Regions from separate parts of the Homo sapiens genome. Here region 2 is linked to region 1. The links are chromatin loops, found by intact Hi-C in ENCODE. Cell type or tissue: PC-9. All regions are shown on one strand. Links, peaks and the distances in the headings refer to the core of each region. The heading gives the core; the rest is flanking DNA. Region 1 has its middle 41 kb from the start of RYBP. Region 2 overlaps LOC105377161 (a long non-coding RNA gene).

Evidence for each region. Peaks named below come from ENCODE experiments on the same cell type or tissue, not always from the same donor. Only the 100,000 strongest peaks of a DNase experiment are listed, where the experiment ranks them.
Region 2: it touches region 1 in a loop (2.1-fold over the local background); 2 of 110 quality-filtered maps call a loop at or near these places.

The regions. Positions count from the first base shown.
Region 1 is chr3:72,481,014-72,493,484 of GRCh38, reverse strand. No RefSeq gene overlaps it. Among named protein-coding and RNA genes, the nearest start is that of RYBP, 41 kb to the right of the region's middle. RefSeq lists enhancers at 654-1,158, 2,672-3,376, 5,274-5,791, 5,792-6,309, 10,476-10,976. In PC-9, for the core only: no CTCF peak of the experiment used is centred there; DNase peaks (open chromatin) are centred at 5,974 and 8,604; H3K4me3 peaks cover 608 bases; H3K27ac peaks cover 863 bases.
Region 2 is chr3:72,584,516-72,596,986 of GRCh38, reverse strand. The region is part of intron 10 of LOC105377161 (a long non-coding RNA gene); the gene reads left to right. Among named protein-coding and RNA genes, the nearest start is that of RYBP, 140 kb to the right of the region's middle. RefSeq lists an enhancer at 5,600-6,427. In PC-9, for the core only: no CTCF peak of the experiment used is centred there; DNase peaks (open chromatin) are centred at 4,836 and 5,196; H3K27ac peaks cover 1,349 bases.

The DNA of each region.
Region 1 (12,471 bases), core at 2,219-10,218:
CAACAGCATTCAGCCACCCATTCTATCTGTAAGAGGTACCTACACCTCCCAAAAAATGTAAGAAGAGGGAGAAAATTGTTTAGCAGGGATGTGGCTTTATTTGCCCAATGCTTATATATGCAAAGAAAATGTAGCTTCTGGCTGGGCACAGTGGCTCATGCCTGTAATCCCAGCACTTTGGGAGGCCGAGGCGGGTGGATCATTTGAGGTCAGGAGTTCAAGACCAGGCTGGCCAACATGGTGAGACCCTGTCTCTACTAAAAATACAAAAATTAGCCAGACATGGTGGCGCACACCTGTAATCCCAGCTACTTGGGAGGCTGAGGTGGAGAATCACTTGAACCTGGGAGATGGAGCTTGCAGTGAGCTGAGATCTTGCCACTGCACTCCAGCCTGGGAGGCAGAATGAGACTCCATCTCGAAAAAAAAAAAAAGAAAAAACGAAAGAAAATGTAGCTTATTTTCTAATTATTTTTATTATTATTTTTAGACAGAGCCTCACTCTGTCACCCAGGCTGGAGTGCAGTGGCCCAACTACAGCTCACTGCAGCCTCGACCTCCTGGACTCAAGCGATCCTCCTGCCTCAGCCTTCCAAGTAGTCAGTGCACACCACCACACCTGGCTAATCTTATCCAATCTCTGAGATCACTCAGTCATTAGGTGACTGAGGAGGGGGAGAAGTGCAGTCAGAGCTCTGAATCCCACCTCCCAATTCTCATCTCCTCCCAACCCCCCCCCCCATCCTTTCATGATGGTACTTAGGAATGTGCGAATTTGGGGTAAAACTGGGAAGTGGAAGGGGAAACAGAATCCGCCCAGGCTGTGAGGAATGGCTGTTCTGAGAGACTCCCTGGACTGGCTGGGGACTATCATTCCACCCAGATTTTTGTAGTGATGTCCTGGAATGAGTGTCATGTCTAAGTGCTGTGAGAGTTACGCCCTCCATGAGGGTGTCCACAGAAGAGCTGAAATCTAGCCAGTGCTTTGCTAGCCAAGCCACAAGCCCATGGGGCTGTGTGAGTCAGAAGAGCAAGCCTTTTTCTAATTTGCACAAAGGCATCCCATGGGCTGGGGCAGGCCCTGGCCAGCAACCAGATTCCAGGTCATTTGCTTCTGGCCTTGCATTCCCTGCCTGTGTCAGCCTGTTCATCCTGATCACAGGCCAGCGTTCTTTTGGCATCTCCCTGGACCCAGCCCAGGCCCCTGGGAAATTTGGTGTCCCCCACAGTCCATGCACAGGCCATGGAGGGCCAAGCCATCTTTCTCAGATTCCTCTATCCACATTCTTGCCACCACCTGTGTGCCATTGCTTTGGGCCTGGGGATACATGGTGCTTAACCAGAGGTGAGGTCCCCCATGGCTGGCAGACTTCCTCACGCAGTGCCCTGTGATGTGATCCACTTACCTTGATGTTCTCAAATTTTCCCCGTCACTTCTTGGATGATTCTAAATCTCCCCACTCCCTAAAGACATCTGACCTTATGAGTGGCCCTTGAGATTTTCCTTCTTTCCACCATCCTCCCAGGGCAGCATGAGCATGTTTGGGGCATTTCTGCAAATGGCAAAACTCAAGGATCTAGGTCAGTTCTTTGACACCTTTTTCTTTTCTTTTTTCTTTTTTTCTTTTTTGAGATAGAGTCTCGCTCTGTTGCCCAAGCTGGAGTGCAGTGACGGGATCTCGGCTCACTGCAACCTCCACCTCCTGAGTTCAAGCAATTCTCCTGCCTCAGCCTCCCGAGTAGCCGGGATTACAGGCATGTGCCACCATGCTCAGATAATTTTTGCATGTTTAGTAGAGATAGGGTTTTGCCATGTTTGCCAGACTGGCCTCAAACTCCTGACCTCAAGTGATCCACTCGCCTCGGCCTCCCAAAGTGCTGGGATTACAGGCATGAGCCACTGTGCCTGGCCAACACCTTTTTCATGGAGTGGCACACATATAAAATAATAAGGGCATGATGTGCTGCATGGCCAAGAGGGGATCTGGAACCTCAGTGGAGGCTATACCAGAAGACTAATGAGATCCCCACCTGTCCAGATCGTGCCAGGCTGCTCCAAGGGCAGAGGTTATCAAATCTCTCAGGGGGTGGTGAGACACTCTGATTGGGAAGATCTCCTTAGAGCTGTCAGCTTGACTTTGCTAGAAGGGATCTGAGGAGTTGAGAAATACCTTTTCTCCTCCATAAAGCCTTGCTTTCAAGGCCCTTGTCCCTCCGCAGAGGTCAAGAATGTCAGCCTGGAGACGCTAATGCTGATCAATGGCCTCTTTATTCTCTGCTTGTTCTCCTTCCCTTAGGCAATAAGCCTGCTGGCTCAGCCCTAGAGCTGGGACATGGCAAAGAGGTACGGTTTAAAGTGGGAAGCAAAATTACTGTAGGCATAAGGTTGGTGAAATGGGATCCCCATACAATTGTAATGATGAGAACTCCTCTGGAAGTGGAGGTAAGTATGGTTTTGGGGTTGGGGGGTGAGACCCCAAGGGAGCAGCACGCTTGAGTGCCAATAAATTGTGGCTTAACTGCCTTCTAGAAACACAGGTTCCTGTCACTTCCAAGGGCGTTTGTTTTGCTGAGTAGTTTATGCAAATGTGGAGCCCTCTGGGTGGCGAGCTGGGTGATGAAGTCAAGAGGGAACTGGCAGTCCTTCTCAAGCCACCCCAGAGGGCTCCCTGGTGCCTCTTCCCAGTCAGTCCTGGTCACCAGATTAATTTTGCCTGTTTTTTCTTTTTTTTGTTTTTTGAGACAGAGTCTCACTTTGTTGTCCAGCTTGGAGTGCAGTGGTGCCATCTCAGCTCACTGCAACCTCCGCCTCCCGGTTCAAGCGATTCTCCTCCCTCAGCCTCCTGAGTCGCTGGGACTACAGGCACACGCCACCGTGCCCGGCCAAGTTTTGTGTTTTTTAGTAGAGACAGGGTTTCGCCTTGTTGAGCAGGCTGGTCTCGAACTCCTGACCTCAAATAATCTGCCCACCTTGGCCTCCCAAAGTGCTGGGATTACAGGCGTGATCCACCGTGCCTGGCTGTTGTGTGTTTTTTGTTTGTTTGTTTGTTTGTTTTTAGAAAACATTATTGCTAAAATAAGTATTGTTTATTTCCGATAAAAGTAATGCATGTTCATTTAGTAAAAGGAACATCCAAAAGTGCAAAGCTTTTAACAAATCATCATCAATACATTCAGTTTTGTACTTGGCTTTTTTACTGAAAATATCGTGAGCATTTTTTCATCCTAGTCCATATGGAAGGAGGCTTATCCTCTTTTTAATTCCTTTTGGCCCCGTTCCTTGTATAGGCTGTCAGCTAATATTTGCAATGATTCTGAGGTTTTACCCAGGAGAGACCTGGAGACAGCTGGTCACCTACCCCATCCGCCACAACCTCCCAGACAGATGCGGGCTGTCTAATATGAGAAAGCGCTGGGTCGAGAGGGCAGGGGCCTCCCTCCTTCACACACTGAACTATCACAAATGGACCTAACAGAGTGGAAGGACAGGTTGCAAATTGAGAAGAGAATGAGGAGTGCGGCAGTGAAATTGGAAAACAGAGTGATAGTCAAGAGGAGGCAAGCAATGAGTTTAGAAAGCAGTGTCGCTACAGCCACTACAAGCGTCTAGGACAGCTCCCCACTGCGCATGAGCTGTTGCAATGTGTCAGTTCAGTAGGATCCACAGATTAATGTTATACAAAAACAGAAAATTACAGAACAGAGATAGAACGAATGGCTTCTCTTTTCCTCCTACTCTTAGTTCATTCCAAATATTGGCAAACTTGGCCAGGTGTGGTGGTTCATGCCTGTAATCCCAGCACTTTGGGAAGCCAAGGTGGGTGGGTCACTTGTGGTCAGGAGTTTGAGACCAGCCTGGCCAATATAGTGAAACCCTGTCTCTACTAAAAATACAAAAATTAGTTGGGTGTGGGTGGTGCACGCCTGTAATCCCAGCTACTTGGGAGGCAGAGGCAGAGAATCAACCCAGGAGGTGGAGGATGCGGTGAGCTGAGATCAGGCCACTGCACTCCAGCCTGGGTGACAGGGAGACTCTGTCTCGAAAAAATAAAAAATTAAAAATATATATATTGGCAAACTTTTCTCAATCTTTTGCCAACACTCATTTTTGCTGATTATATTTGCTTATAAACCTAAGTATCTTGAAGTACCTCTCTGTACTTCTGTGTCTTCATCTGGAAAATGGGGTGAATAATAATCCCTATCTCTGAGAGCAGGACTTCTCAACCTGGACACTATTGCAGTAGGGCCTGGATAATTCTTTGGTGTGGGGCCGTCCCAAGAACCATAGGTTGTTTAAGCAGCATCCCCGGCCTCTACGCACTTAATGCCAATAGCATCCCCCCTAGTTGTACCACACAAAAATGTCTCCAGACATTGCCAAATATCCCCTGCGTAAGGGGCAAAATAACCCCTAATTGAAAATCTCTGGTCTAGCACAGTGGCTCATGCCTATAATCCCAGTGACTTGGGAGGCCGAGGTGGGAGGATCACTTGAGGCCAGACTGGGCAACATAGGGAGATCTTGTCTCTACATGAAAATTAAAAATTAGCCAGGCACGGGGGCTCACATCTGTAGTCCTAGCTACTTGGGAGGCTGAGGCAAGAGAATCACTTGAGTCCAAGAATTTGAGGTTACAGTGAGTCACGACCACGCCACTGGACTCCAGCCTGGGTGACAGAGCGAGCAACCCTGTCTCTTAAAAAAAAAAGAAAGGAAAATCACTGGTCTAGAGTTCTAGAGTTCCTGTAAGTATCACATGAGATGATTCAGGTAAGGTGCTTAGAAGAGTACCTGACACCAAATAAATGCTCAGTAAACTTACGCCATCAGCATAGATGAAGAGGCCCTAGAATAGTAGGGACCATGGCCTGAGCTACTTCACAAACCGATTTGTTTGTTTATCATTATGGTTTTGTGCCTCTTAGGTTCTACCTTCCTAAAGTGCCATGGTTTAAAAAGCTCTTTTATGAGAGGTGCCTTTCTTTGTAGGTACAGAAATAAAGCTTCGAAGTACTGGCATTTGCAAGTGGCTTTTGAAACTGGAGAATGTCAAAGAAATGTAAATCATACTCTTTCAAGAGCACAAGAATGTATCTTTCTCTAAAAGCTTTCACAACTGTTAACTCAGTGGCTACTGAGACAAAGTGTTCTAGTAGGGGTGATGGGAAGGCACCTAAACTGAACTCTGAGTTTTGCTGTTTGTGGAAGGACCAAGCTGGTGAAACCACAGCATCGGTTCGCACAGGCATTTTGTTTGTTTCTGGCTGATGAAGAGAGGAGACTATTCTGTGAACAGCAAGGACTGAGAAAGATGGAAAATGAGGAAGAGGGTGAGATGGTGTTGTCCCTTCAAGCACGGATTTGAATGATGCGGGTGGGGTTGGTTAGGGCCACCTTGCAGGAAAATGTTGGGTAGGACCAGAGGAGTTGGGGACAGCATCCTCATGTCAAGCCCCTCTGCCACAGACGCTGTCAGCTCCAGGAACCTAGGAGCTGGGTGCGTGTGGTTGCAGGTCACCCTCATGCCAGACCCCACTGCCACCAGCAGCCACAAAACACCAAAGTGTGTGATAGGGACCTCTTCCCTCATCTTTTTCAGGTTCCTCAGGGTCCATGGCCCAAGTAGGTACAACCTGTCACTGCCTTTAGCTCAGTTTCCCCCGACTCTGCCAAAAGTTCTACCTGCGTTGAGGGACCAGGAGCACGAATCTTTGAATGATGCCATGTGGTCACTGAGATGAGGCCAGTCAGCAGCTCCTCCTTTTGTTATGGCTACTGCTGTGAGGCTGGTGGCCACAGCCATGGCCACAGCCCCACCCCCAGCTACAGACACAGCCACAGCTTCATAGCCCAGCAGTCCCAGCTACAGTCACGCCCACACAGCCACTCCCGTGACTGTGGCCACCACCGCCCCCCACCCCCCTCCACGGACATTCCTCCTCACAGCTGCCTTCAGCCAAGTGTCTGCCACCAAGTTCCTGAGAAATGACTCACAGGAGCTTGCTAACTTTGGGGGAAATCTCGTGCTTGATTTGTTTGTATGTTGCAAAGACCAATATGATGACGGACCAACAGATTAATACCTGGATTCCAGACCGTTCGGAACTCTACATTCAACGTTTTTCATTTTACTGGCTCCCAAGCCCCCTCTGGGTGAGTCCCTGGGCCTGGTTCCTTCTTTGCTCTCTTGGAGGAGGAGACAGACCAACCCTGAGTACCCTGGCACTGTTGTCTAGCATTGCATTTCAGAGAGGACTCAAAGGACCACAGGACTTCCAAACTGATCTGTGCAGCCCAATGAAACTTAATTTACCATTCCGTCCCTCTGTCCCCAGGATCCTCCCCTAGAGCAAGCGGTTCTAGAGTCAGTTTAGCCCTGAGAACCATGCCATGCTGCCTTGGAAGACCTCAATATCCATTTGGACCGGCTGACCAGCTTTTCCCTCCAGAACCTGAGCTCGCTGAGGTCACAGACTGTGTCTGCTTTACCCTTGTTTACAAGACAATTATGAGCCTGCAAATGTTCACATTTCTTCTATCACCCCACCAGAGGCAACCTTGTCATTGATAGCCCATCTCTTTCCTCTTGCTACAGAGGAAGGATTTGTTTAGGCTGGTGAGAGACTAGATTGATCTGTATAATTAAGGAATGGAAGGCCGGCACGGTGGCTCTACACTTGTAGTCCCAGCACTTTGGGAGGACTAAGCAGGCAAATCACTTGAGCCCAGGAGTTTGAGACCAGCCTGGGCAACATGGCAAAACCCTATTTCTACAAGAAAGATAAAAATTAGCTAGGTATGGTGGCGCATGCCTGTGGTCCCAGCTATTCAGGAGGCTGAGGTGGGAGGATCACCGGAGCCCAGGGAGGTCAAGGCTGCAGTGAGCCATGATTGCACCACTGCACTACAGCTGGGGCAAAGGAGTGAGACCCTGTCTCAAAGAAAAAAAAAAAAAAAAAGAAATGGAGAGAGGAAGAGAGTGTATCCATGAGTGATTCTTAAACTTCACGTGCATCAGAGCCACCTGGGATATTGTTAAAATGCAGATTCTGATTTGGTAGGTCTAGGGTGAGGTTTGAGATTCTACATTTCTAGCAAGCTCCCAACTTGCTAGATTAAGTCAATTAAACCTCTTTCCTCTATAAATTACCCAGTCTCAGGTATGTCTTTGTTAGCAGTGTAAGGAGTGGACTAATACATTATGATACTACTTCACCATGTTGAAGCTGAACCCATGGGCACGCTGGCTTTATACAGATTACATTTGGAGATTATAAATGCTGCTGGTTCTCTGAATACATTTTGCACAGCCGGGGTATAAAAGAGTGGATGTTGGGTGAGGTTTGCGTATAACTGTAGGGAGAAATCCTGTGGAGCAGCTTCAGCGTGTGAGAGAAATGGATAGAAGAGAAAGGGGGATTTTTTTTATAAGTGTTGTCACAGCCTCAGTGGTTGGCTGTCATCATTCTCAAGAAATGCAAAGACCTTCGTTGTTTGTCATCTGCCCAGCTGCTGGTCCATCTTCCAAATTGTCTAGTGGAATGGTTAGCCAGGCCAGCCCTTCCTCCCCAGTGCATGACTGCCAGCAAGGCCAATGGGGACTCCCTCCCTGAAATCTCAATCATGGATTCAGGCCCAAAGCAGAGAACACTTGGAGTGTTCTCATTCCAGCCACAGCAGCTCAGTGAGATTGTTGAGCATTTTCTGCTGCCAAGAACCTCCTGGAGAGGCTGGGTGCCTAATGGCTCCAAGCCTGACTTTTTAGCCATTCCTTTGCTCTAGTGTGCTCTCTAATATCCTTCCAAGAAATTCCCGTTCTGCCTAGATCAGTAGAGGCAGTTTCTGTTGCTTACAATCAAAGCATCCTGACAGATAGAGCCAGTATAATATTTTGAGCTGTTTTGAAATAATGTTTCACCTCCAGATACACGGTGTGTGTGGTATGTATGTGTGTGTGAATTATGTGATATGGTTTGGCTGTATCTCTGTATCCCCGTGTATCAAGGATGGGGCCAGGTAGTGATAATTGAATCATGGGGGTGGTTCCCCTATACTGTTCTTGAGGTAGTTAGTAAGTATCACGAGATCTGATGGTTTTTTTTTTTTTTTTTTGAGACAGGGTTTCACTCTGTCACCCAGGCTGGAGTGCAGTGACGTGATCTTGGCTCACTGTAACCTCCTGGGTTCAAGTGATTTTCATGCCTCAGCCTCCTGAGTAGCTAGGATTATAGGCATGTGCCACCACGTCTGGCTTATTTTTTGTATCTTTGGTAGAGACAGGGTTTCACCATGTTGGCCAGGCCAGTCTTGAACTCCTGACCTCAAATGATCCACCCGTTTCAGCCTCCCAAAGTGCTGGGATTACAGGCGTGAGCCACTGCACCCAGCCTGATCTGATGGTTTTATAAAGGGAAGTTTCCCTACACAAGCCCTCTTGCTTGCCACCATGTAAGGCGTGACTTTGCTGCTCATCCACCTTCCGCCATGACTGTGAGGCCTCCCCAGCCATGTGGAACTGTGAGTCAATTAAACCTCTTTCCTTTATAAATTACCCAGTCTCAGGTATGTCTTTATGAGCATACTTTATGAGAATGACTAATACATTATGATATCACTTCAACACTTTGAAGCCGACCCCATGGGCATGCTGGTTTTATACAGATTACATTTGGAGTACATGCTGAGCACTGTGCCTGAGAGACACACGGTAGGTAGTCAATGAATGGCCACAGAAAGAATGAGCAGTCACTTTACAGCATCTGTGCTGAGCCCCAGCACCTCTCAGCTCCCCCATGCCCAGGGACACTTTAGATGTCCATCAAGCACTAAAATAGCAACACTTATAGGAAGGCATGGGCAAACTTGTAGTAGCACTGGCAAGTACGCTTATGACCTTTTCCTCCAGTTTCCTTTCTCCCTATATATTCTTTAAAGCAAAGGGTTGCAGAAGGTCAGAATGGAGCATGATCTTTGTTCCACGAGTATGTTGTGCTTTGATTAAAATATTCCCAGTTACAGGCTCGGTGAGGTGGCTCGTGCCTGTAATCCCAGCACTTTGGGAGGCTGAGGTGGGTGAATCACTTGAGGTCAGGAGTTCGAGACCAGCCTGGCCAACATGGTGCAACCCCGTTTCTACCAAAAAATACAAAAATTAGCCAGGTGTGATGGTGTGTGCCTGTAGTCCCAGCTACTCAGGAGGCTGAGGCATGAGAATCGCTTGAACTTGGGAAGTGGAGATTACAGTGAGCCGAGATTGTACCGCTGCACTCCAGCCTGGGCGACAGAGTGAGACCCTGTCTCAAAAAAAAAAAAAAAAATTCTTAGTTACATGAGAAGCAGGCCAGTGTTGCCTTCATGGCATTCCCAATTGAAGCACTTATCCCTATGAAGTGACAAACTCTATACATACTATAAAGGTTAATAGCTGGCCAGGTGTGGTGGCTCACACTTGTAGTCTCAGCACTTTCGGAGGCCAAGTTGGGGGGATTGCTTGAGCCCAGGAGTTCGAGACCAGCCTGGGCAACACAGTGAGACCCTGTCTCTATGAAAAGTAAATAAATAAATAAATAAATAAATAAATAAATAAATAAATAAAAAGTTTAAGAGCCCAGCCTGTGGAAGCAAGATGACTTTAATTAAAATTAATCCCAGCTGCTTTATGAACCAGCTGTTCTTGGGACGTCTCAGAGCCTCAGCTTCCTCACCTGTAAAATGGGCATGATAGTAATATCTTTCTCAGGGGCTGTTGTGAGGATTTTGAAAAGCAATGAACATAAATGGCTGACATTCCACCAATACACACTGAGTAAAGTGCCTAGAACATTTTCAGCCCTCAATAAATATAACCTATTAAAACACATGTTCTGCTGAAGCCAGAATCTATGATTCTTCCCTCTCACTCTTAAATAGATTTTTAAAAAAGCATTTGATCTAATTATGTTAAAGATATATATACAAGGGGAAGACAGAAAGAAAACATACTATGATCTTTCCTGTTTGTCTACGTGTGTGATGCTATATATAATTTTTATTTTCTTCTTTCAGGCCTCTTGTGTTCCAGATTCTTTTGCAGTGAGCATATATATTAGTTTTACGACCAGAAGATAAGCCTTGACAAATGCTATCTTTAAAAGAGAAGAAAATATCGAGGCAAACTGCAGCATGATTTTATAGAAACTGAGTGAAAAAAAAAAAATCCCAGCTAGATGGAGAATTAGATGTTTTCTGGTCAAGAGCTTATTGGGAGGGAAATGACATCAATTTGGGTTCGCATCAGCTTGAGTGAAAAATCATAATGCAAAATGAAAGTACACGGGGCGGGTGCGGGGAGGGGCGCTGAACCCACGCTGGGATTTTGCCGTGTGAATCATCAAGCTAGAAATGACCTCAGGAGGGCATGTGGCCCCGCCCCCACCCCTCACCTCGGGAAGGTTGCCCAGCGACTTTTCAGGACAAATGAGCAATGGTCCTATTTATAAGCCCTCTAGGAACTAAATCTACACACATTTCCTTCCTCCTAAGCTTCAGGCAGTCTTGATTTAGCTTTTGCAGGTGCCCTCAACTAGCATTCTCCAACCTACTTCTCCTTCTGCCTGGAAGAGGCCTGGGAGTTGTCCCAGATCTTTCCTACCTACCCCTGAAGGACCCTGGGTCCTTGAGCAAAACCAAATCCCCCGGAAGTCAGTTTTGTCAGCTGTAAAATAGGGATAGGAAGGATTTGAAGAATGCCTAGCTGGGAGTGAAAAGGAGGCCTTCCAGTGCCAGAGGCCGTGTCTTTAACCATGTCTATACCTCCCTGGTGGGAAAAGGCAAGACACAAACAGAGGTAGCTTGTTTACAACAAATTGACAGGAATTTGAAGTTGGGGGTGGCAAGCTTGTTAAGAAGAAGCCAAGGCCACAGAGATGGGAAGCAGGAAGGGATTGAGAGGAGAGGGTCCAGAGAAAAACAGAGGCAGCTCAGGAGAGCAATGATTAGCAAGGACATCTCTAGAGCAAGAGAAGCCCCCGGTGTAGGGACAGTCCAGAAAACTCAAGAACCAGGATGCTATATTGCTTTTTTTATTTTTATTTATTTTTTACTTTTTAAAATATTTTGAGATAGAGCCTCGCTCTGTCACCCTGGCTGGAGTGCAGCAGTGCCATCCTGGCTCACTGCAACCTCCACCTCCCAGGTTCAAGTGATCCTCCTGCCTTAGCCTCCCAAGTGCCTGGGATTATAGGTGTGCACCACCACACCCGGCTAATTTTTTGTATTTTTAGTAGAGACAGGGTTTCACCGTGTTGGCCAGGCTGGTCTCAAACTCCTAACCTAAAGTGATCCACCTGCCTCCCAAAGTGCTGGGATTACAGATGTGAGCCGCTGCACCCAGCCAAGAACCAGGATGCTGTGTTCCTGTAATTGACCAGATATGCAGGACTGCAATACCCCTTCCGTTATCCACAAACACTTTTGGGAACCAGCTTTGTGTTCATGATGCTATGAGGCATGGCAGATGTGAGGTGGTCCAGGGGTAACAGAGATGGGGAGAGAGAATGGCAGCTTCAGGAACAGAGGATGATGGCTAAGGACCAGATGACAGTGGTGACCGAGGGCGTAACCCCCACTGACCAGGAGAAGGTATGTCTTTCTGGAAATCTGTGGAGTTTTTGAAGATGTGTCAGAGTGCTGCAGTGGGGCTGAAACCATTTTCTTTGTTTGTTAAAGAGTGATTACTGAGTTCTGAAGAACCTGGGGCTCTCCAGGAGGGAGGTTTTCTGGGTGACAAGTATTAGCAGTGTAAAATGAGTATTAGTGAAGTGCATTGCTAGCAGCATTTTTTTTTTTTTTAAAGGCAGAATCTTGCTCTATCACCCAGGCTGGAGGGCAGTGGCAGGATCTCGGCTCACTACAACCTCTGCCTCCTGGGTTCAAGCGATTCTTGTGCCTCAGACTCCCAAGATTACTCAGGGTTACAGGCACACACCACCATGCCTGGCTATATTTTCAGTAGAGACAGTGTTTCACCATGTTGGCCAGGCTGGTCTCAAACTCCTGGCCTCAAGAGATCTGCCTGCCTTGACCTCCCAAAGTGCTGGGATTACAGGTGTGAACCCCATGCCCAGCCTGCTAGCAGTTTTGATGTTGGTATTGTATTAGTATTAGTATCTATCTTAGTCTGTTTGTGCTGCTATAACAAAATACCACAAATTGGGTAATTTATCAATTTATTTCTCACAGTTCTGGATTCTGATAAGTCCAACATCAAGGAACTGGCAGGTTTTGTGTCTGGTGAGGGCCCAGTCTCTGCTTCTAAGATGGTGTCTTGAATGCTGTGCCCTCCCACGCAGAAGGCAGAAGGAAAGGCAAAAAAAGAACCAAACTGCCTCCATCAGGCCCTTTTGTGATAGCATTGATCCATTCATGAAGGCAGAGCCCTCCTGATCTAAACACCTCCCCAAAGGTTCCACCTCCCAACACTATTGCAT
Region 2 (12,471 bases), core at 1,633-9,632, 100 kb before region 1:
TTTTATCCCCATTTTTTGCGCAACTGAGCCAAGGAGGCAGGTCACCTGCTGAACCACATCAAATATCAGCTTGTTAGTGGCCAAGAGCAGGGCTTGCCACCCCCTCCCTGCTTTTCCACGTCTAGGATTGTCTTTGTGGACCGAGCACTGTGGGGAAGCCAGATTATTCTTCTTAGGCCCAGCTTGCTAATGATGGGTGGTGGAGCAGGTGCTCTGCCCTAAAACAGGGGGCATGGGAATGGGGTGAGGGGTGAACAGAGTGTCTAGGGAGCCTGGGCTTAGATGGCAGGTCTGCTGCTCACAAGCTGTGTGAGTCTTCTCTCTGAGCTGCATTTTCTGCACAGCCTCACCTCGCAGGGTGGTGGTGAGGACTGAGTGAGATCAAGCATGGAAAGCTCAGCAAGTGCCCGGCACATGGAAAGCGCTCAGCAAACGGGAGGTGTGCTCAGACATCGGGCACATTGAAGCAGATTGCTGGACCCCTGGAATCACAGCATGGCAGGCTGGCTTCCTTGACTTCATTGCTGTGCCCCAGACCTCCTGGCCTCCTACTCATCCTCCAGGAATCCTCCTTCAGGGAGCTCCTGGGACCTGGGGTTAAGTGCCCCTTTCTGCTTCCAGGCTGAGCTTCTCCATTGGAGACATTTCACAACATCTGTCTGTCTTTTTTGTCTCCACCTTCCCTGCTCAGTCTATTCCTCCAAGCCAGCACCTGACACATACACAGTAGGCCCTCCATAAATATGTGGGTAAAGAATATCAGAAAAAGGGAACAGCTTGGGCAAAGGCAGAGAAGCATGAGGAGGCATGCGTATTTGGAAAAGCAAGCCATTTGGGTGGGAGGTGGGTGGGAAGGTGAGGCTGAAAAGGCATTTGGGACCAGCTCACAGGGGCAGCTGGAGACCTACGAAGGAGTCAGGACCTGATGCAGGGGAGAATGATGAGGAGGCCAGTGAGTAGTGCAGATCAGAGTTTAAGAAGGCTGTGTGAAGGAAGACTGTGGGAGTCGAGGGATGGAGGGGAATGAAGGAGAGTAGATAGGAAACTGTTGCCAGCCAGGGTGATATTCAAAATATTTAACTACTGGTACCAGATCAATGAGACAACTGGTAGGTCATGAGCATCAACCAATCAGAAGCGGCTGGGTCAGGGTCTTGGAGGCCCCTGCTGCACTCAGCATTAACCCTTCAGTGGCTAGCCTGTGGCAATCTGTGGGATTCAAAAGAGGGCCTGAGTGGCCTAGGTGGGGGAAGCCAGGGACTCAGGCCGGTGGATATTTACCAACAGGTGACGGAAATAGTGCAGTACTTTAACAACGATGGTGGCCATATCAGTGCACACATGCTGATGGTCAGCCCTGGCTGGTGCCCCAGTCACAGAAAGGAAGAAGCAGATGTCTGTGAGATTGTTCAGATAACATTGACAGGAGAGCGTGGTGACTGCTTTGGTTCCCATATTGTTATAAGAAACCTGCTTTGTTCAGAGCTCTTTAGGGTGGGTGGAAGGGTGTGATGTCACCCCTTGACCATGTTGGTTGTTTACTTCTGCCTCCTCAAATCCATGCCTCCTTTTCCTTTTTCTGGTACCAGCACCTCAGTCTTCTTTGGAGAAAAATTCTCCTCCTGCTTTTTTTTTTTTTTTTTTGCTCCTCACTGCAGCCTCGACCTTCCCAGGCTCAGGTGATCCTTCCACTTCAGCCTCCTGAGTAGCTGGGACTACAGGCGCACACCACTGGGCCCAGCTAATTTTTCTATTTTTTGTAGAGACAAGGTTTTGCTATGTTGCCCGGGCTGGTCTCGAACTCCTGGCCACTCAAGCTATCCTCCCACCTTGGCCTCCCAAAGTGCTGGGATAGCAGGCATGAACCACCGTGCCTGGCCATTCTCCTGTTTTTAGTCCATCTGGTTTCAGGGTGCAGTGTCACTCAGGTCTGGCCCATCAGCATTTCCATCCACTGGACAGAGCAACTGGTTCAGCAAGGGGGCTGTGATCTGGGTTGGCTCAGTGAGAGTCAACCCTAGGAATGTGATTGGAACTTCTGGCAGAAAGAAGCCACCTTTCTACTGAGACTGCTAAACTAGAGGATCTAAAGCTGGAGGGAACTTGCCTGAAAATGAAACCAACACAGATCAAAAAAGGGCTGAGCATCAGAATTCCTGACAAAAGAACTTAAGCCCCTGGATCCAGCAATGCCTGATGCCTACCCTTGACTTTTAAGTTACTTGAGGCAAAAAATTTGCTTTTTTTCCTGGAACCAGTTTGATTTGGGTCTTCTAATACTTACCAATCCAGTACTCTCCCTTGTGAATTAGGAACTGAGACATAAAGACTGAAGCCTATTTATATTGGCTTAAACTAAGAGGCCACAGAATGCCAGGTTGGAGTGGCCATGTGCTCACCTGAGCACAAATACCGGAGACACAGAGAGAGGTCGCAGAGAGGAACAAAAATGAGACAGAGATGGAACAGATGAAAAGATAGAGGGGGAGATGAGAGACCATGTGGCTTCAGAAAAAATAGGAAAAGCCTTTTCTCTACCCCTGGGGTCTTAGTGGTCTCTGCTTCTGAACCTAAAGGGAGCCTGGCTACATTTCCTGCCCTCGGTTCTTCCCCCAGCTCTCATATCTTCCCCAAAACTGGCCTCCTGGACTTGAATTAGTTTGAGTGGATTTCTTGCCTTCAAATAATTCACAACCAACACAGCAGCTGATTGGATAGGAGAGACAGGGAACAGAAATATACCAAGGATTACATCAGAGATTACATCATGGGGAGAGGAGAGGGAGGAACACAAGGTTGTGGGTGGGGGTGACCCGGAATTAAAGTCTGTTAAGGCCTTTTTATGTGCCTAAAGCCAAGCCTCCTACAAATACTGCAAATTCTTCTCTCCTGGAAACCAAAAGTCCATGCAGCTCAAACAACCAGAATCCCATGATCCTGCCCTGCATGGATGCTCAGAAGGTTGTTGGCCGGCACATGGCTGTATTTGTGCTGATCTGACCCTGGGGATTAAAGGTTTCACTTGCTCGTGCCCTCAGTCAGCGTGCTGGAGGGTTGCCATCCTCCTTTTGATGGCAACCCTTGCCTCCTCATTTCCATCTGCACCTGTCAATCTCACCACACTCACCAGCCTCTTCCTGGCCTCAGTCTCTCATGCCCTCCATCACTGGGTAAAGACCTAGTCACAGCCTCTGCTGCAGCCTTGTACATGTGCCCTGGGCACCACTGTTCCCACAGCCAGGGATGGTGTCCTTGTAGGTGCCTGTCATTCTCTGCCAGGGAGCTTGCTTTGGCCAGGAGCATGCCTGTGGGAGTGGGGTGGGCAGGCCAGGATGCTGGGGCATTGATGCCTCCAGGAGAGGCCCTGGACCAACACCAGACAGGGGTCTGTGGGCAAATACACCAGTTTCTTCATTCCTTAGGTGGGACAATTCTGACTCCTTTTCTAGACTATCTCAAGGTGTAGGGGAGCCCAGCCTAAGTTAAACTGATACATCCCTGCGTCCAGTCATTGTCATTTCTCACCTGGCTTCCTGTCTGGCTGCGCTCTAGTCCATTCTACAGCTGAAGGAGTTTTCTTTTCTTTTTTTTTTTTTTTGAGACAGAGTTTCGCTCTTTTGCCCAGGATGGAGTGCAATGGCACCATGATCTCGGCTCACTGCAAGCTCCGCCTCCCAGGTTCACGCCCTTCTCTTGCCTCAGCCTCCTGAGTAGCTGGGACTACAGGCACCCACCACCACGCCTGGCTAATTTCTTTGTATTTTTTTTAGTAGAGACGGGGTTTCACCATGTTAGCCAGCATGGTCCTGATCTCCTGACCTCGTGATCTGCCTGCCTCGGCCTCCCAGAGTGCTGGGATTACAGGCGTGAGCCATTGCGCCCGGCCAGGAGTTTTCTAAAATGCAAAATTGGCTGGGCGTGGTGGCTCATGCCTGTAATTCCAGCACTTTGGGAGGCTGAGGCGGGTGCATCACTTGAGCCAGGAGTTTGAGACCAACCTGGGCAACCTAGGGAGACCCCGTCTCTACTAAAAATACAAAAAAAATTAGCTGGGTGTGGTGGCATGCACCTGTCATCCCAACTACTCGAGAGGCTGAGGCACAAGAATCGCTTGAACCCAGGAGGCGGAAGTTGCAGTGAGCCGAGATCATACCACTGCACTCCAGCCTGGGTGACAGAGCGAGTCTCCGTCTCAAAAATACATAAGTAAATTAATTTAAAAATAATAAAATAAAATGCAAAATTAATCATTTCCCTCCTCTGCTCCCTATTGCTTTTAGGCAGTGTTTGAACCCCTTACATGGATGACAAAACACCCTGTTAGTCCCTTAGCAGGGTTGCTCGGCCAGCTGTCTCCTCCATCCCCTGCTCCCTTCTCTCACACACAACTCCAGCCATATGCAATCATCGGAAATTGTCCTACGTGCAATGCTTGCCTTCAACCCAGGCCATTGCTGTGCTGTTCCCATCTCCTGGAATCTTCTCCCCCTTTCTCCTTTCCCAGTACCTTGGCCCATCCCATGCTGACTTCTGTCTTCAGGCCTCCTTCCTCTAGAAAGCCTTCCTGACCTCAGGCAGGGTTAGAGTCCATCTCTCCTTGCATCCACAGAACTTTACTCTTGCCCTCCTCACCCTGGGGCAGAGCTGTCTCCTTATCTGCCCTTCCTTCTTGAGCCGTGGCTTTCAGCCCTGGTTGCACGTTAGAAACATGTGGAAGCCTTTACAAAATGCAGATACCTTGGCCCCACCATGGACTAATCACATCGGAATCTCTGCGGGTGGGGCCTAGTATAGGCTTTTCTTAAAAGCTCCCCGAGTGATCCCAATGTGCAAAACCACATTCTGATAGTATGATCTCACGAAGGCAGAGGCTGGGTTTTATTTATTTCATCTTCAGTTCCTGGTACATAGTAGGAGGTCCCTGATAAATGTTGGCTGTGGATATGAATGACAGCTACTGACATGCTGTCATCCTTCTGTGTCAGGTGCTGTTCCAAAGCAATCAATGAATAAACGAAAGAATAAATAAGTGAGTGAATGAATGTATCAGTGAATGAATGAATGAATGAATAAAAGGCCCACCCACATGCAGCTGGGAACTAGAGGCTCCAAAAAAATGTCTGTCCCTCGAGATGTCTAATTGTCTAAAGGCAGTGAATAGCCTCTTGCCAAACTCCTAGCAGAGATTAAGTAGTCATCCAGCCCTGGGGCACGACCGTGGGTGGTCACTGCTGAGCTGCCAAGTCACCAGCAAGCAGGAGCAGCGGCAGCCACAAAACTGGAAACTGGAGTTGGGAGATGGGGGCTGGGAATTCAGCTAGGAAGGAGCCAACGGGCTCCTTATTTAGGAAGGAATTTGTTTTGGTGTTGCGGGTGCGGGGGTTAAAATTCATTGTTTCTGAGGTTGCTGTGAAGAGTTGGGTCCAACCCAGCAGCATGGGGTTGGAGCAGGGTAATTGGAGGTTGCAGGGCCTGGATTTGCAGCTCTCCTCCCAATGAAAATACACTGGAAAGCAAAACAGAGAGGCTGGAAAATCGTCTCCCAGCGTCACCGGCAAGAATGAAAATATATGGCTTAATAAAAATGGCTGATTCAATTTCAAACAAGTGGCTCATACCCACCTCTAAATAGCTGCTGTTAAAATGCAGACTATAGCCCTGTTTTAAATGAGGCCTAAGGTAGGGAGGAAAAAGGCCTCTCTGCAGGGAGGGGCATGGATCTTTGCTGAGGCCTATTTCAGTCTGAAGTTTTTAAATGGAGTCAAATCAAGGTATTGATGTTGCTTTAATTTTTTTTCCTGTCCGCACAAAGTAGGCTCTAAATGGCATTAGCTGTAATGAGGTAACCCTCTATGCTCCCCGGGGTGGGCACCTGAGCAGGGGCCCCCACAGGACTGCCTGCCGCCCTGGGGTGCTTCACGGGGAAGGGCCACCTCCCTTTGTTCTGTCTCCATGGCCAGAATGAACCCAGGCGGAGTCCAGTGGCATTCAGAGCTGCCCCCAACCCAGCTGCCAGTTCCCTGTTATCTGAATTGAAGAGGTCAGAGGTTAAGTGAGAGATCAGAGTCCCCGGGTCAGGGAAAGAAAAACAAATCCCCGGGGCCTCCGCTGTGCTCTTGAAGCGTGTAGGCCGTGCCCTCCGGTGCAGATGGGGGAATATTTTATACCAGGCCCTGTCCTTTTCTGTTACCATGTAAATTGACTGACTTTTTTTCTTTAACCGAGTTAGGGGAATTTCATGGAGGGGAAAAAAAGGATTGCATGGGCATTTGAATTTTTGCTGAAGACCAAGAGTAGCAACTCCAGTTCTGGCCTCAGCTTCATGACAGGAAGCCGTCGTTGACTGTGGGCCTGTTTTCCTCTTTTCAAACAAGTCCAAGAGGTGATAAGGTAAAAAGGGGTCGAGACACTCATGAATGTATTCAGAAACTAGGTGATCGCACCTGCTATCATGGAGAAGGGAGGCACATTTAAAAGCTTGTTATTGGCTTGGCATGGTGGCTCACGCCTGTAATCCCAGCACTTTGGGAAGCCGAGGCAGGCGGATCATCTGAGGTCAGGAGTTTGAGGCAAGTCTGGCCAACATGGTGAAACCCTGTCTCTACTAAAAATAAAAAAATTAGCCAGGCGTGGTGGTGTTCACCTGTAGTCCCAGCTACTCAGGAGGCTGAGGCAAGAGAATCGCTTGTACCCAGGAGGCCAAAGTTGCAGTGAGCCGAGATCACGCCACTGCACTCCAGCCTGGGCAATAGAGTGAGACTCAGTCTCAAAAACACAAACAAAGAAAAAAAGCCTTGTTATTCTGTGGGTCTAAGAAGCTCCTCATCGTTCAGGCTCCTCAATCAGGAAGCAGTTTTGGATTCTTTACTGGGTTCTTAGCCCTGTGCAAAGAGCTGTAAGGGTTACTGGAGGTTAAGATAAGATAATGCCTCTCAAGGGGCATTTTATGTTGTTTTAGAGCCAGAAAGACTTCAGTTCATCCTGGCTCTGATAGTTCCTAGCCATGTGACCTTGGACTGACTCCTCGAAGCCTCTGTTTACTTATCTGTAATATGGGCGTAGTAGGCCCTCCGTCCTCACCACTTCAGTGTACTCTGGCACCTCCATTTCTTCCCCTGGGGGCTTTCTCAGGCTGCCGATGCCCACTTTGCCTGCCCTTGCAGGTGCCAGCAGTGCCCAGGAATTAGTGCCATTCCCACCTACACACAGCCCTCAACCAGCGTCTGGTGGGAATTGGTGAATAAGCACCCCAACTCCTTCACCCCCTGGGTACGGTGATTCTGAGACGCATTCTATGCCACTTCTCAGAATTTCCCCAGCGGGATTTGGCTCTGGTTTTCCCCCAGGGTGAACTTGACTGATAATACACCCTCCCTTCCATGACCTCCCCACTGACCTGCCCATGTTTCTTTAAACTGCCAAGTAAACCAGGTGCTCTGAGTCCCTGTCTCAGGGTTACTTCCTCCGGGACTAAGACAATGGGATCATGAGAAGAAGAAGAAGGATGGTTGTGAGGATATTGCAATTGCTGAACAGTGTGAGAGCATAGAGACTGCTTGGCACAGGATATGTCCTCAAATCAGTGATAACTATCATTCATAAGACTCAAAATGTACCTGAGAGACGACAGCGCTTTACATTGAGAAAGCAAAGCTGCACAGGATTGAGTAGTTGAGGCAACAGGCAATGTAGATATTAAGAGGAGAAAGGGGAGAGCTGAAAAGGAGAAACACTTACGTTAGGCCCCACGAAGAAAGCAGGGAAGCGACTGAGTTACACAGCCACATCCACGGGCACTGGAAGAGCACCTGGCTCACCAAGGGTCCTCAGCGCTCCCTTTTAAGCTTTCAACACCCCTTGATGCTCCCCTCTTAGCATTGAGTCAAAGCTGGAATTCAATAACTATTTGAGGCTGGGCATGGTGGCTCACACCTGTAATCCCAGCTCTTTGGGAGGCCAAGGAGGGTGGATCACCTGAGGTCAGGAGTTTGAGACCAGCCTGGCCAACATGGTGAAACCCCATATCTACTAAAAATACAAAAATTAGCTGGGCGTGGTGGTGGGCACCTGTAATCCCAGCTACTTGGGAGGCTGAGGCAGGGGATTGCTTGAACGCAGGAGGCAGAGGTTGCAGTGAGCTGAGATTGCTCCACTGCACTCCAGCCTGGGTGACAGAGCAAGACTCTGTCTCAAAAAATAATAATAATAATTAATAAATAAATAACTGAAAATTTGGCAAGTTTGAATAACATTCGTCTTTCTTGCACAATTTTAAGATTCTGAAGCGGAGGACAGGCTGTGTCTGTTCAGCATTGTATCCCCAATGCCCAACACACAGCCTAGTATATGTTAGGTCTACAATAGATGAGGAAACAGATACGTGAATGAATGACTGTCAAAGGAAGGGACAGGCATAGTTAAGAGCTAAGCCGAGCTAGTCTCGGAGCAGGTTGGAGCAGGCCAGCTGAAAGTCCTAGTGAAGGGCTTGGTTTGGCAGGAATGGAAAAAGGAAGAATTGTAAAAAGGGAGGCTCAGGACAGGTTTCGGAGGGCTTTGGGTGCTGAGTTAGGAGTCTGGGCTTTTATTCCAACAGTAATTGGGAGCCATCAAAGGGCCTTGAGCTAGGAGGGAGATGACATGGTAGAAAAAGGATTTTGCTTTGTTTTTTTAAGAAGACTCTTCTGGCACTTTCCTTGGCTGTGATAAAGAGTTTTGATATCCCCTAATGCCAGTGGGTTTCTGGGAACTTGAATGAGATAATATATCGGCAGTGCCTAGCACAGTGCCTGGCATCTACTCATAGGATGCACCCAATAAATGCTAGTTACTGTTCTTGTATGAAGTGTAAATAAAATACTTTATTAGTGTTTTACAAAAGAGATTGTAAATAGAGAAGAGCAGAAGGCCATAGCCTGAGACCAGAGGAAAGTGGTCACCTACACCAGGGAAGGAGCGGCTGGAGAGAAGGAAGGTGTTGTGGACACTGTAGTGTGCTGCCTAGATCCCCTTTTGGGGAGGGACTGATTCCCCCAGCTGCTGGCAACACTGTTGGAATGAATGGCCCGTGGCTAAATAACACCACCTTGCCCAAAGCCTTGCCTACTTCCAGGGAGCCCACCCCCAGCGACTGATCAACCGGGTGTGTAAAGACCTGATTCTTTTGCTCCAACTCAGTGCCCCGAATGCCTGTCCCTGTGGAGCTGGCTGAGGCCTTTGCTGAGACTATTTCACAATTCAGCTTCTCCCTCCCAGTCCTGCTTCCCTCTGCTCCCTCCACGGAGTGATGCTGAGAGCACTCCCTGATCATCTCCATCTTAGAGACAGCTTACCAGGGGAGTCAACCTGCAGCAGGAGAGCTAGGTAGAACAGCGCCATGGAGACCTAGGCAGGAGAGCTGTCTAGAGGGAGGAGGTGAGTGAGAAGACCATATTGAAATGGGAAAAGTTCCCTTGTCCCCTTCACAGGGTGTGTGTGGCTCGCTTCTTCAGTGCCCCGCTGCTCAAACCTCTAGGGGGAGCAGGCAGATGGGCAGGCTGTGGGGCTCCCATCCCAAGGCAGCATCTAGGGGTGAATACTTATAGCTCCTGAAGCCCCAGTGGGCATGTGTTATGGGGTGCTCTTTTAGTTTTGCCATTTGTAGGTGGCTTGTGTTAGTCAGCTCTATTAGACTCCCTGCCTTATCACAAGGACAGAGGGCTTTCTGTATCCCAGGGTTTCTTGCTTTGGTGTACTGGAAGAATCGGATCACATGTGGGCTTGGAGAATGAATGCAAGGTTTTATTGAGTGGAAGTAGCTCTCAGCAGATGGGGGAGCTGAAGGGAGATGGAATGGAAAGGTGGTTTTCCCCTAGAGTCAGGCCGCTCAGCAGTGGGGCTCCCCTCCAACTGCCCCAGCCAAACTCCATGTTGTTGTGCTGGTCGATGGCCTGCCAGCCTGCAGGTGCCTGCCAGTGTGCTCCTGACGTCCAGCTGCTTGTGTGTTCTTCGGCTGGTGTGTTCTGCTCAATGGCTCAGCTACTTCTTGTGTGCATACCCACTAAGGTCTCCGGTTTATTTACAGCACAGGATCAGGGTGTGGCCGACCAGGGTGGCCTTGGGAAATGCAACATTTGTGCATGAAGGCAGGAGTGCCTGTCTTCACCTAGGTCCATAGGCTCGGGGGTGGAGCCGTAGCCAGGCACCATGCCCTTCCCTTCCCAGCACTTCTCTGCCCATCTTCCATATCAAAATGGTGCCATGAGAGCAGGAGAACAAGATCTGAGAAAAGGCCTCTGGATTCAGCAACTAGGAAGCCGGCATGAGCCCAGTGCATTCAATGAGTCCAATTAATGGCAGAGGCTGAAAAGGTGATGCTGGAGTGAAACAAAGACCACAGGTGCAGAGAGTCTAGAAATTAGGCTAGGAAAGAAGACAAACTGTGAGAAGACAGCCTGAGAGGTGCCCGGGTCCTGTCACGCAGCCTCTGGATCTGGCTTATTTTGTTAAAAACAACCAAGGATTCCCATCAGAAAACCCTCCGACCACATGTTCAAGAGACACCAAATATCTCTTTAACCGTGAGACTTTAAAAGGGCAATTTGTTTTTTGAGGATCTAGAATGCAAGCCTTAGGGATGTCATTTCCCCAGCACTGAAAACACTGCAGCAATCTCGATACTGGGCATTTTTGTAAAATGAGAATCACTGTCCACCCTGCTAAGCCTCTCGCACTCTCCCTCGTCCTCCAAGGACTCTTCAGGGTCTGCTCTTTGAACCCCAGTCCTATGCCTCTTCCCTTTTGGCCTCCTTTGGCACAGATTATTTCAACAAATAGTTATTGAAACCAACAAAATGACATCAAGTCAAAAGCAGCTCATTGAAATTCTTTTCCTCCTCTACTTCCACCCCCACTCCCCAGGCTGGGACAAAGAAAGCGTGGAATATATTCAGAGCCCACCAGCTCTCAGACAAAACTGGCCTCCCCAATTTCCTGGTGGACTGTGGCTGATTCCCACCCTAGTGCTGTGTCCCCCACCTCTTCCAGGGCCCTCTCCTAAAGATGCCTATGTAAAGTGTGGCCCTCCTCAGAAGAACCCAGTTTCTGGGGTCCTCAGACCCAGGCTTCTCTCTGGGTTGAAAACAAAGTCCAGATGCCCACTCACTGCTGATGGGAACATTAAATGGTGCAAGCACTTTGGAAGGCAGTTTGGCAGTTTCTTAAAAAGTTAAACTTACCATTTGATCCAGCCATTATACTCTTAGATATTTACCCAAGAGAAAGGAAAGTTGATGTCCATGCAAAGACCTGCACAAGAATGTTCGAATGTCTATAGCAGCTTTATGTGTGATTGCCCCAAACTGAAAACAATCCGAGTGCCCTTCAGTCGCTAAATGCGTAAACAAAACGTTGTGCATCCATACAGTGTCCTGCTACTCAGCAGTCAAAAGGAATAAGTTACCGATGCTGACAACAATACAAAACTCTAGAAAATGGAACCTAATCTATAGTGACAGAAAGCAATGGTTGCTCAAAGGGGAGATTGGGAAGAGGTGGAAAGGAAGGTATATTAGTCTGTTCTCACACTGCTGATAGAGACATATTCAAGACTGGGTAATTTATAAGAAAAAAGAGATTTAATGGACTCACAGTTCCACATGGCTGGGGAGGCCTGACAATCATGGTGGAAGGTGAAAGGCACATGTTACATGGCAGCAGGCAGAAGAAATGAGAGCAAAGCAAAAGGGGTTTCCCCTTATAAAACCATCAGATCTCATGAGACTCATTCACTACCACGACAATATGGGGGAAGCTGCCCCCATGATTCAGTTATCTCCCGCGTGGTCCCTCCCACAACACATGGGAATTGTGGAAGCTATAATTCAAGATGAGATTTGGGTGGGGGCACAGCCAAACCATATCGGAAGGATTAGAAGACACACAAGGAAACTTTTGGGGGGAATGGCTATGTTCATTACCTTGATTGTGGTTATAATCACACCGATGTATGAATAAATCAAAACTCATTGTATTGCATGCCTTAAATATGTGCAGTTTACTATATGTTAATTATACCTCAATAAAGCTGTTCAAAAAAAATTTTTTTAAGCAAAGTCCAGGAGAAGGAAGGCACCATGGCTTAGTTAAAGAGTAAAATCTTTCTCACAGAGAAAGTGCTCTGTTCCTGGGTTGACATGACATGAGCTGACATTTCAGCCTCTACTTCCTGGACATTGGACCAGGTGCTATATTGTTGGAATCACCCCTGCAATTTTATTTTTTTATTTTAAAAATGAAGACAGGATCTTGCTGTGTTGCCCAGGCTGGTCTCAAACTCTCAGGCTCAAGCAATGCTCCCACTTTGGTCTCCCAAAATGCTGGGATTACAAGCATGAGCCACCACACCCAGCCACCCCTGCCAGTTTAGAACTGAGTAGATTTGCTTTCTACTTGATTCCTGTATTCCAAAAAACCAAGCAAAGAATAGTTAGGAAA